Regions from separate parts of the Homo sapiens genome. Here all the other regions are linked to region 1. A link is a contact called in ENCODE Hi-C or POLR2A ChIA-PET data. All regions are on one chromosome and are shown on one strand. Each heading gives the region's core, a stretch centred on a gene start or an enhancer-like site at or near the end of the contact. The rest is flanking DNA. Distances are from core to core; before and after follow the strand shown.

Region 1 (3,833 bases), core at 1,234-3,733:
ACTTTGAGTTGACAACCACAGCAGCTACACACACACACACACACACACACACACACACACACACAAACACACACACAAACACAGACATACAGTTAAGGTTTAAATATCTGTCCCCTCTGAAACTCATGTTGAAACTTATTCCCCAATGTGGCAGTAGTGAAAAGTGGGATCTTCAAGAGGTGATTGGGCCATGAGGACTCTGCCCTCATGAATAGATTAATTCATTCATGGATTAATGGATTAATGGGTTCATGGATTAATGGGTTATCACGGGAATTGGACTGTTGGCTTTATAATAAGAGGAAGAGAGATCTGAGCTAACATGCTCAACCCCATCACCATGTGATGCCCTTCAGGGCCTCAGGACTCCGCAGAGTCCCCACCACCAAGAAGGACCTCACAAGGTGCAGCCCTTCAACCTTGGACTTCTCATTCTCCAGCACTGCAAGAAAGAATTCCTTTTCTTTATAAATTACCCAGTTTCAGGTACTCTGTTACAAATAACAGAAAACCGACTAAGACACACACACCCCAAGTTTGTACACAACCATGTGCACACACACAGTCACTTGCCCATACTCCTACGCATTCAGGCACCCAGCTGGGAACACAGCGTGCCTTTCTTTCTAGTGCCACAAGATACCCATTTATAGGCTTCCAGCTTGTGCCCTCTGACCTGCCTTACATTTTGATAGTAGAGGGTGGATTTGAGGGGGAAGAGCAGAGACCACAAGACCAGGCAGGGTTTCCTCAGTGGCTGCACTGCAGGGATTCAATGGGCAGCAAAGGCCCCCACACCCCAGGCTGGGCCTCATGGCTGAGACTCATCAGTCTTGGGCCTGGAGGGGCTGCTCTCAGTCTAACAGGCCTGACTGACAGGGAAACCACCAATTTGTCATTGGGTTCCAATCCCGAGTAGCTGGGATTACAGGCGTGCGCCATGACGCCTGGCTAATTTGTTTTGTATTTTTAGTACAGATGGGGTTTCACCATATTCGCCAGGCTGGTCTCAAACTCCTGACCTCAGGTGATCTGCCCGCCTTGGTCTCCCAAAGTCCTGGGATTACAGCCGTTAGCCACCTCACCCGGCCAGACAAATGTTTGTTGCATGAATGTCTTGCCCCTCACATCTGTGTTCCGTCCAGCCTTCCTCGCCTCTCCTTTTTCTTGGTGCCCTGGCTGTGGCCACAGTACTTTCCTAGGAGGAGGCCTATGCAGGCGCGTAAGGAACTCGGTGAAGGAGTCAGGGCCCCCAACTCGGCTCTCGCGAGCTTGCTGTGTGACCTCAGGCCAGTCACCTCCCCTCTTCTGGCCTGGGTTTCCACACCTGCACAATGGGAACAGCAACCTCAGCTGCCTGCCGTCTCTGACGTGAGGGCCAAATAAGAAAAGGTGAGAAGCTGGTCGCAAAGCGGTAAAAAAAGCCTTCAGCGCCGAAGCCGGGGAGGAAGCCGCTGATGAAGCTATTGCTGAGAAGTGTGAAGCCCCCACCCGAGGATCCGCTTTTGAAGAGGGACCCGGGGAACGCGTAGGGGGAAACTGCCTTCCTCTTCCCTCAGTGGAAAGGGCTGTGCTCATGTCACTGTGAAACGAAGCTATTTTTATGTAGTACAACTGCGATTATGACAGGGCCTCTTCCTGAAGGGGAAGGGTGGGGAGGAGACCTGAGTCATCAGTGGGGCGGCCGGCCCCACAGGCTGACACAGGCAGCTTGTGGAAACCAGGCCCCCCGCCCTGCCTTCCGCAGGTAGAGGCCCCAGAGAGGGGAAGGGGCCGACCACCTGCTCCCGAGCCATTCTCGGGCTCGGCCAGCCATTGGGCTGGGAACCTGTCAATCCTGGTTGATCTTCCAATGAGCTGTGAACTGGTCTTCCGGGAGGACTTACAGGAGGCTGGAAACGGGGCCTGGCGCGCGCTTCCCTCTCAGTGCGAGGCTGACTGGTTGGACTCGCCGGGCTCTACTGTGGGCCCCACGCTATGTTTAGACGCCCGACGTGTCCCATTTTATTGAACTCGTCCTGCCCCCCAAGTAGGGACGATTTACCTCCATTTTCTAGATAAGGCACTGGGGGCTCCGCGAGGGGATGTGGCGGACTGGAGCCCAGCTGCACTCCTGACGGGACTGAATGCGGGGCTGAGGGAGGCAACAGGAAGAATGAGTATTTTCTTTACTGGAAGGGCAGGGAAAGGTTTCTCTCAGAAGGTGACATTTGAGCTGGGCCCTAAACAATGAGCAGGATTTAGCTGTCTTGAGGAGGGGGAGAGGGAAGGGCATGTGACCCGGAAAGGATGCAGCCTGGGCAAAGGCAGGGAGGTGTGCATGGCTTGTTTGGGGGTGTCGAGCAGGTCGGGGGGGCTGGGTGGGGAGTGGCCGCGGGGCGTAGGTAGGGGAGGGCCTGGCATGACAGGCTAAGGGGTGTAGGCTCCTTGGGGTTCCTTCAGCGCTGTGCAAGCCCTGAGCATCCTCCCAGAGGTGTGGCCCTGCAGAGAGAGGGGAGGGAGCCCACTGGGGGAGGCGAGCTGAAGGAGTGGCCTGTCAGGTGGGTTTCCTGCCCTGGAGCCTGAGCTCAGGCAGTGGCTGCCGTGCCCCGCCGCCGCCCTCTTCTGCCGCCTCCTCCACGCCAGCACTTTTGCATGCAGTACTCCCTTCAGTCGTCACAGCCACCTGCAAGGTGAATATTACCACCTTTATTTCATAGGGGAGGTAACAGGTTTAGAGAGGTTAGAGGAGCCGCCCCAGGTCACACAGCCCCTCTTGATATTCTTCAACAAAAGAATCCTCTCTGACCCCTGCTCTCAGTCAACGGAACAACCAACAACCTCCTTCCTTCAGAGAAATAGGGACCCTGAGGCTGCAACCCAACTGTAATCATCTGCCTCCAGGCACCCTCTGCACAGACTCAGCTGTTAAATATAGATGGCCGCTTAGAGATCCTTTTGTTCTCTTTACATATTACAGATGGGGAAACTGAGGCCTAGTGAGGAAGAGACTTGCTTGGGGCCCCACAAATGGACCTAGATTGGCGAGCCTCTTTTGAGCCAGAGTCTCACTGGGGTTCTAGCCCAGCTGGGAAGTTGAGCAAAGAGGGATAAGTGGGTTACAGCTCAAGGACTGGGGGTGCCTTGGGGCTTCTAGGAGATGAGAGCCGAAAGGCATTCAGCCCTTTAACCCCACTCCAGAGCTTCAGACTGTTCCTTCTCAAGACACTTTACTGCCATCTGTCTGAAAAGTGTGCTAATAAATATGCAAATTTTGGTGACTTGAGAGGACTGGTGTCCTCTTGAGTTGTACAGGGCACAATTTGCAGATTTGTGAGTGATCACCAAGCCCCGAAGATGCAGCGAGGTCTCTGGCAACTCCCTTTCTCAGTCCCTTCTCTATTCCTCTCTTCTTCTTTGTCCCTCTCAGACTGGGACTGGGGGTGGGGGCAGGGGGGGGATTTCCTACTAGGGTGGGAGGAAGAAGGGTGAAGGAAGTAGGGTAGGAGGAGGGGAAGTGTGGAGGACAACAGAGGGAAAGGGTAGAACTTATTTCTGCTGTCAGAAACCGAAACCAAAAGTCCTGGCAGGAGTTAATGTGAGAGGGAGGTCTGTAGCAAGAGGCTGAGGAGCAAAGCCTTCACATCTGAGGACAGCAGCCCTGTCAGAGACACCCTGGCTGCAACCTCGGTGTCACTTAGACCAGGGCTTGCCTCTCATGCTGACAAGAAGCATGCAAAGGCAGTCTGTTTTCTCTGGGGATACCAAAGGCCCCTCCAGACCTTACAGTGCCCAGCACTGGTGTTAGGATCACTGCTGGAAAGGGGAGGGGGCACTAACTCAAGTCACCATGT
Region 2 (3,890 bases), core at 1,329-3,828, 920 kb after region 1:
TTTTTCACAGTTAAGTGGGCACTGGGTCTTTGAGAATCTTCTCTTGAGACAGCTCTCTGTTTCCACAGCTCTTTCATCCACCTTGCGTGGCCTTGCATTCACGGCTGCATCCACTGCCTCCACAGGGGCATATGTGACAAACCCTAAGCCCCTGGAGCGCTTGGTGCTTGGATCTCTCATTACCACACAGTCTGTGAGCGTTCCCCATTGCTCAAAATGGCTCCTCAGGCTCTCATTCCAAGCTCAACCCTCCAGTGAAGAGCTTCCTCTGCTGTTCTGGTTCTTTAGGAAACTCCGCCTTAGACATGATGGCAGGGGGAAGAGAGACTTTAACGATGCTCCCTCCGTGGGGTTCATGAGCCTAATAAATAGGTATTTTCTACTTTGTATTTTTTTTTTTCTTAAATAAGTAAAATGGTGACCAGGCACGGTGGCTCATGCCTGTAATCCCAGCATTTTGGGAGGCTGAGGAGTGTGGATCACCTGAGGTCGGGAGTTCGAGGCCAGCCTGACCAAAGTGGAGGAACCCCATCTCTACTAAAAATACAAAAGTAGCCAGGCGTGGTGGTGCATGACTACTCCCAGCTACTCCAGAGGCTGAGGCAGGAGAATCGCTTGAACCCAGGAGGTGGAGGTTGCTGTGAGCCAAGATCGCGCCATTGCACCCAGCCTGGGCAACAAGAGCAAAACTCTGTCTCAAAAAAAAAAAAAAAGAAGTAAAATGTTTTTTTCACCTTGTATGTGTGATAATTTAAATTTCTCAAATATTTGTAGATGTTTTCCATTTAATTCTATTGTATGTGATTTCTTCTTTCTTCTGGTTTTCATTTATATAGTAGCATTTCTTTGAGTGCTTAATGTTTGTTACTGTGAGCTGCTCAATTTTCTTAGAAAATAATTTGTGAGTTATTGAGGTACCTTCCTCCAGAGAAGATTTGTATTTGTTTCTTCCACGCACCTGGGGCCTGCCTACTCAACTTAGAGTAATAGCTTGAGGCTTTTATGAACCTGTTTTGGCTGTAGATCATCACAAGTCAGTCTTTCAGTGACAGTATTTTTTAGTACTTAGTTCTACTTAGTTCCACAGGAACTTTTTGTGCAGTACCCTGAGGATGAATGGATATGCTGGTTTTCATCTCCACCTAAAGGGTCCAAGCTTTATTGGGAGAATGGTCTCCAATGGGATTCTCCAAGCCCTCGGCTTTACCTTGTCTCTGGAACCATTGTGAAGCCCAAGCTGCAGTTCACCAGGTTGAGCAAATGCCCTTAGGGCAAAGTGATCTCAGGGCCATAGCATCAAACAACCCCAAGAGCATCATTTAGGTGAATAGAATCCAAATGGTGCCTCCTGGTGTTGTACACCTGGACAGTGTTGTCCACTTACCTGTCTGGATTCCTTCTTCACTTCTCTTTGACCTAATAATTTCTTTCTTTCTTGCCCATGCTCAATGCTTCTAAGAGGTTTAAGATTTTTTTTAATTCAGCCTTTTTAATTGTTTCCAGTGGGAGGTGCAGTGTGAATTCCTAGCCTGCCATATACCTGGAAACAGAGCTCTCAAAACTCAACTTGATATACCCTACGATTTATAAAAATATCTGATAGCCCAATTTGTTCAATTCATAATTACCTTTTTTTTTCTGGCACCAAAGCTTTAATTAGGAATAGTTTGATGGAATCAGAAAGAATCCATAATCCGTGGTACTTAACTCTTCCCTCAATGAATATTGCTAACAAATGTATGGATTTACATTGAAATACCAAAGTAGCTCAAAGATCTCATAGTGACCACAATTTTTAAAATAGTGACCACATTTTAAAATGTTTCTCAGAAAATGAGTATGTTAAACCAAAATCATGTGTGTCACTTGCATGGAAAGTGCTGTGTCTCCATAGTTACACTAAAACATAACAAGTACAAAGGGGAAATGTCTCTTGGTGGTTGATAAGCTAAACGGAAGTGAGTCTTGTTCTACTATAATACTAGAAATGTTTTTAAACTTTCGCTCAAGGATGGAGGGTTTCATATCCTTCTGTATTACCCCTTGCTAAAACATAAGTAAGCATAGTTATGGAAAAAACACATGGGCAGTCATTGCTAAGACTCAGTGTATTGATGTCGTGTAGAAAAACATGATACAGAGATCTGTTTTTGTGGTTTATTTAATTGTCTTTGTTGTTTATAGTATTTGCTCTGAAGTATAACTCTATAAAATTTTAACAAAGACAAAGACAATCTGTCTTAGCCCAATATTAGCCCTATTCCCCACTTGGGAAAAAGTATTTTATAACACATATCAAATCAGCCTTGGAGACCATAGCATCCAATTATGCCTAGAGTGTACTAGATATTCGATAAGTGTTTGTTGAGTCAATTACTTAATGGACAATATATAATGGGTTGTTGTAAATAAAGCAGAGCAGTGACTAAAATGTTGACTTGGTCATATTGTGGGAGCATTAAAGAAGGAAAACGCCTGGGATTCAATGCCCATTCTAGGGCTGTCTGGTGCTATGGCTCTGGGTAATCCATAACCACCCGGGGCCCCAGTTTCTTCATTACTTGCCCTGTTCTTTGGTCAGACTGCACAGTCACTCCCTGTACATGCAGCATAATTTCCCAGTTCAGGGTCCTTGTCCTTATGGTTATCTAAAATGCCCTTGCCCCATCCGCTGTATGACTAAACCTATCTAGTCATGATATCCTACTTCTTTTAATCCTTCTAGTATAAATACTCTCCCACCAAGCTTCCTTGACACCACCCTGACTAGAAGCTAACTTTTCCTCTGAGCTTTTTGAATAGCATCTTTTTTCTTTTAACTCAAATGGTGTCATTTTTAATACTTTATAGCTTATATTATGATCTTTTATGTAGATATCCATACTATACTGCTTCTTTGCTAGACTGAATGTTCATAAGGGTAGAACCCATGCTTGCTATATTTTTGTAGTTCTCCATAACACCTAGCAAAATACATTAAAGATTATATGTGCTCAGTAAATATCTGTTGAATCTGAATATAGAGCATAATAATGCTTTTAATGCTTTCCTTTCTCTCTTTTCTTTCTTTCTCTTTCTTTTCTTTAATCTTTCTTTTATTTTCTCTTTCTTTCTCTTCCTTTCTTTTCCTTTCCTTTTCTTTCCTTTCCTTTCTTTTCTTTTCTTTCTTTTTGATAGGCTCTCATTCTGTCGCCCAGGCTGGGGTGCAGTGGCGCGATCTTGGCTCACTGCAACCTCCACCTCCTGGGTTCAAGTGATTCTCCTGCCTCAGCCTCCCCAGTAGCTGGGATTACAGGTGCCTGCCACAACACCCAGCTGTTTTTTGTATTTTTAGTAGAGACAGGGTTTCACCATGTTGGCAGGCTGGTCTCAAACTTCTAGTCTCAAGTGATCTGCTTGCCTTGGCCTCCCAAAGTGCTGGGATTACAGGCATGAGTCACTGCACCCCGTCCAATAATAATGCTTTTGTTTTCTTTTCTTTCTTTTTTTTTTTTTTTTTTGAGGCAGAGTTTTGCTCTGTCCCCCAGCTGGAGTGCGGTGGTGGGATCTCGGCTCACTGCAACCTCTGCCTCCCGGGTTCAAGTGATTCCCCTGCCTCAGCCTCCTGGGTAGCTGGGACTACAGGCATGCGCCACATGCCCGGCTAATTTTTTCTTCTTATTTTAGTAGAGACGGGGTTTCACCACGTTGGCCAGAATGGCCTCTATCTCCTGACCTCCTCGTGATCCACCTGCCTCAGCCTCCCAAAGTGCTGGGATTACAGGCATGAGCCACTGCACCTGGCCCCAGTAATGCTTTTCTTGCTGATGATAGAGGGCTGCATCAAATTATAGCTTGAGGCCATTTATACCTTGTAGACCAATGATTGTGGAGCATTAATGGGGAATGCT
Region 3 (4,270 bases), core at 1,397-3,896, 920 kb before region 1:
AATCCCAGCTACTAAGGAGGCTGAGGCAGGAGAATCACTTGAACCCAGGAGGCAGAGGCTGCAGGGAGCCGAGATTGTGCCACTGCACTCCAACCTGGGCAACAGAGCGAGACTCTGTCTCAAAAAGAAAAAAAAATATCCATTTGTCGGCTCCCTGCAACGAGGCTAGGAGCATGTGGTGAGCAGGGACAGAGCCTGACTGTCCATTGCACAATGGCTGAACATAGGAGAAGCTGATTAAATACCAGCCTGAAGAGAGGTTGTTCACATTCCAAAGGTAGGCAAGAGAGTGAACCCTCTTCTATTACCTGCCCCTTCAAGCTGGAAGGTGTGCATAGAGAACAGGTTATGGGTAAGGGTGTGGAGACAACATGCTGGCTGTGTTCCTGGGGCAGTAAGGACCCTGAGCTTGGGAAGGAGTTAACAGAATATAAGCAGGAGAGGAAAGTGAAAATCCATCATGGAGAATGAAAATCAGGAAGAAAAATGTGGATTTTATATGGTGGGAAACAACACAGAACCAAGAAGCCTCCTCTAAGCTACCAGCTGGATCTTAATTGCATGATCCCCTCCAGGAGACAGAATGTTCCAGCCAGGAGGCATGCATACCCACATTCTGGCTCCAGGAAACATGTACCCGATCCTGAGGTAATCCTTCTGAGTTCCAGCTACTCATCACTTCCTGAAGTTGCCCAGGTGGGCCTAGGCCAAGGGACCCACGGGTGGAAGAATCAGAAAGCTCAGGTCCTCACAACTCTAAGGATACCTGGCCATGGTGGGGACTGGCAGCATCCTCACCTCACATGCATCCAGAGAAAACCCAGACTGTTTCCAGGTAATGGAAAATGTCCAGGTTAGCCCCGGAGCCTCACCAGCCCTCGCCAGCAGTTCTACCTAGCAACCAACTCAGCTCTCTGCTGGACAATTTATTAACAGAACTGTACTCACAGGGTTTGTTTTCCTAGTCTATGGGGCCCACAACACTGTAACAAAAGTTCTATTTCCTTTTCCTCTATTCTGAGAAGGGGAATAACAATAACAGCTACTATTACCGAGCACCTATTCCATATCTGGCACTTAATGCTTCTCTCTAACCCTTACAGCTCTGCCAGGTAGGTATTATTTGCATTGAAGCTGAAAAGCTGAGGTTCAGGTGTATCATGGTACATGGTAACTCAGCCTGGCTAACTCCAAGCCAGTGCTCTCCCCACCACAGCGAGCTGCCATAAAGGCAAGCCAAACATCACGAACCTGCTGCAGTCATTGGTGCCTGTTGGGCTCCAGCCACTCCTCCTACCAGACCCATTCAAGAAAAGACAAAGGAGCCCATTTTGAAGCAGCTCTCCTGGAGCCAGCAAAGACACAATAAAACAACAAGTTAATTGTCCACAGCAGTACCAGGAAGTCACACAGGTGCAATCAAGGCAGACCATTTCCTGCTGTTACTACCCTGAGGTCCAAAGGCCTGCCCAGGCCTCACCATCCTTGGTGACCCCCATTTTTACCCTGTGACGCCTCAGTAAAACTCTGGAAGACTTCTGTTGGAGGTATTAAAAAATACCGTGACAGCCAGGAGCAGTGGCTCATGCCTGTAGTCCCAACACTTTGGGAGGCTGAAGTGGGCAGATTGCTTGAGCCTAGGAGTTGCAGACCAGCCTGGGCAAAATGGCAAAAACCCATTTATACAAAAAAATACAAAAATTAGCTGGCCATGGTGGCATGTTTCTGTAGTCCCAACTACTTGGGAGGCTGAGGTGGGAGGATTACCTGAGCCTGAGAGGTCTAGTCTGCAGTGAGCTGAGATCACGCCACTGCACTCCAGCCTGGGTGACAGAGTGAGACCCTGTCCCCCCCAAAAAGAAACACCAAAAACAAACTGACAATCATGGCCAGACGCAGTGGCTCATGCCTGTAATCCCAACACTTTTGAGAGGCTGAGGCGGGTGGACCACTTGAGCCCAGGAGCTCAAGACCAGCCTGGGCAAACATGGCAAGACCCCGCCTCTACAAAAAATACAAAAATTAGCCAGGTATGGTGGCACACGCCTTTAGTCCCAGCTATTCAGGAGGCTAAGGCAAGTGGATAGATTGAGCCCAGGAAGTCGAGGCTGCAGTGAGCTGTGATCACACCACTGTGTTCCAGTTGGGTGACAGAGCGAGACTATCTCTATTAAAAAAAAAAAAAAAGTGACAGTGAGCCTAAGGAAGGAGGACCATGCTAAGGGGACTCATAGAAGGTCACCCTATCAGGCAGAGTAGAGTAAGAGCTGGGGTAGGGACTCATATGGGAACTGAGCTCATGCCCTGGCATAGCCACTGTGAGATAATGGACATGCCAGACCCTCTCTGGGCCAGGGGCACAAGCCAGAACTTGGGTGTCATCCAGAACCCTGTCCCCTCCTTCATCTCTACCTCTAATTAGGCACCTAATCAATCCTCAGATTGACCTCTGCAAAAGATCTTGACTCTGTCCTCTCCTCACATCTTACCTAGATTATTGCTTTAGCCTCCTAGCTGAGCCCCAGCCTCCAGGCTGTCTCCAGCCTATCCATCCTCCCAGCCAGAGGGATCACTCTGAAACAAGTACATGCTTACCTCACTTCTCTGCTCACCTGAACCCTTATCTCTCAGGGTAAAGTGCAAGCTCCTTGGCTTAGCTCCCAGACCCTTGTGTCTGCTTCCTGCACTGTTCCTGGCTTCTTCCCCAGCCACTCAGCACACACTTCCCATGCCTGTACTTCCCTGAATGCATTGTGCTGTTTTGTGACCATGTATTCTGCTGGCCTTTCTTCCTTATAAGGCCCTTCTCTTCTTCTATTTCCTACCAATCCTTCAGAACTCAACTACATAGCACTTTTTCCAGGGAGCCCTCTCTGATATCCCGGTTGGACTTAGATGTCCCCTCCTTTAGCCTCCCCACCCACCCTGGGCTTCCTTCTAGCATAGTACTTAGAGTTGCTGGTTTTTCTATCTCCTACACTAAGGTTCCTGGAAAAGATGAAGTAATCTCAGACAGGGCCTCAGTGAATTTTGTATCAGCAGCAATACCCAAGCACCCAGCACCATGCTTGAAAGACCACAGGGATTTCTGGATAGAAAAATGAAGGGATCTCCCCAGCAAACAGGTCATAGAATTGATCAAAGTTAGAGGACTTTACACATTAAGTATCTGTATAGGCTCATCAGTCTATGCAACTGAGCTCAGTTACTAAGGGAACTGATCCTTCTACTTTGACCACATTCTTGCTTTATGAAGTCCTATGTGGTCACAGTGAACTCTCTCAGTCCTGAATACCAGTCACCATAAATGATCAGTGGCCCCTACAAGCAGTTTTATGACCACAGTTTGGAGCACAGTAGGGGTTGTGAGTTGGGGAGGGCAGCCAGTGGTCCCTGGGCTCCAGGATTTACAAGCTCTGGTCAAGGGATGATGGAGGCTGCACTATGAATGGGTCTGGCGAGCCAGCCAACTTCAGCAATCCTCCAAACATTTCTAGTTTTTTGTTACTGAAAAGTTCAGTCTTGTGAAAGGTGTTTGGTTTCAAGTTTCCTGTCACTGGTCTACTTATTTAGAAAGTGTTCCCCCCTGCTCCCTGAAATAAATAAGGTGCCTGAAGTCTGATTTAAGCAGCTTCTTGCAGTCAGCTCCAGTGTGCAGAAAACCTGTTATGAAAAATGAAACTGAGAAGGTGGACATTTCCGTGGCATCATCTTTCCCATGAGCTCAGGGTTTTTCACTGTAAGATGAGAAAGAAGGGCTGGTCGGCACTGGGCCCATCCTGGGAAAGACACCAGGAGGGACTAAGCCTCTTCTTCCTAAACTTGATTCTTTTCCCTTTCTCCCCTTACTGACCTTGAGATCAAAGTGAGCAATTTTCTTTGTGTGAAGGTAGTTCACCCCATCCAGGATCTGCTTAATGAAGCTGGTGGCCTCCTCCTCACTCAGTGACTCCTTCTGGGCCAGGAAATCGAAGAGCTCTCCTCCAGACACTCTGTAAAACACCAGCGGGGGGAGGGGAGGCCCAGGCCCAGTCAGCTCTGCATGTCATGAGGCTGGGCTGATAGGGGCAAGCCCTCATCCTGACCCCCCAGGGACCTTGTATGGCAGAATCCCCCTGGCTTATTTCTGGGGCTTTGTCTGTCCAGTGCCAGGGACTGACTTTGCTCCTATTTGCTTTGTTCTTTCTTTTGGATCACAAGGGCAGGAATCACCCTGGAGGTGTTGTCAGAAGAGCCTCTGCTCCCACTCTAGGCCCTGGTCCCAGTCACC

Evidence for each region. Hi-C counts contacts between places; a loop is a spot of excess contacts on that map. ChIA-PET counts read pairs that join two places held with the same protein, here RNA polymerase II (POLR2A). Pooled maps may share reads with other maps.
Region 2: a loop to region 1 is called in a pooled map, with 7 times the contacts of the local background. The contact joins two enhancer-like sites. A Hi-C loop is called at or near these places in 1 of 37 single-sample maps with no recorded cell type and 2 of 50 pooled maps. POLR2A ChIA-PET finds 5 or more read pairs at or near these places in 1 of 52 experiments (activated naive CD8-positive, alpha-beta T cell).
Region 3: a map with no recorded cell type shows a loop between it and region 1 (4-fold over the local background). The contact joins two enhancer-like sites. A Hi-C loop is called at or near these places in 1 of 37 single-sample maps with no recorded cell type and 2 of 50 pooled maps. POLR2A ChIA-PET finds 5 or more read pairs at or near these places in 1 of 52 experiments (activated CD4-positive, alpha-beta T cell).

The regions. Positions count from the first base shown.
Region 1 is chr15:64,892,333-64,896,165 of GRCh38, forward strand. No RefSeq gene overlaps it. Among named protein-coding and RNA genes, the nearest start is that of ANKDD1A, 18 kb to the right of the region's middle. RefSeq lists enhancers at 1,102-1,211, 1,362-1,671, 2,466-3,064 and silencers at 2,212-2,261, 2,302-2,351. Within about 2 kb of position 2,484, at least 37 of the 41 ENCODE cell types and tissues checked have a DNase peak (open chromatin) inside an H3K27ac peak, as active enhancers do.
Region 2 is chr15:65,817,198-65,821,087 of GRCh38, forward strand. The region is part of intron 1 of LOC105370866 (a long non-coding RNA gene); the gene reads left to right. It also overlaps the pseudogene HNRNPA1P44. Among named protein-coding and RNA genes, the nearest start is that of DENND4A, 27 kb to the left of the region's middle. Within about 2 kb of position 2,579, at least 6 of the 41 ENCODE cell types and tissues checked have a DNase peak (open chromatin) inside an H3K27ac peak, as active enhancers do.
Region 3 is chr15:63,967,570-63,971,839 of GRCh38, forward strand. It overlaps DAPK2 (death associated protein kinase 2), which reads right to left. Exons shown (of 12, transcript NM_014326.5): 4 at 3,854-3,992. Among named protein-coding and RNA genes, the nearest start is that of DAPK2, 77 kb to the right of the region's middle. RefSeq lists a silencer at 3,821-4,115. Within about 2 kb of position 2,647, at least 17 of the 41 ENCODE cell types and tissues checked have a DNase peak (open chromatin) inside an H3K27ac peak, as active enhancers do.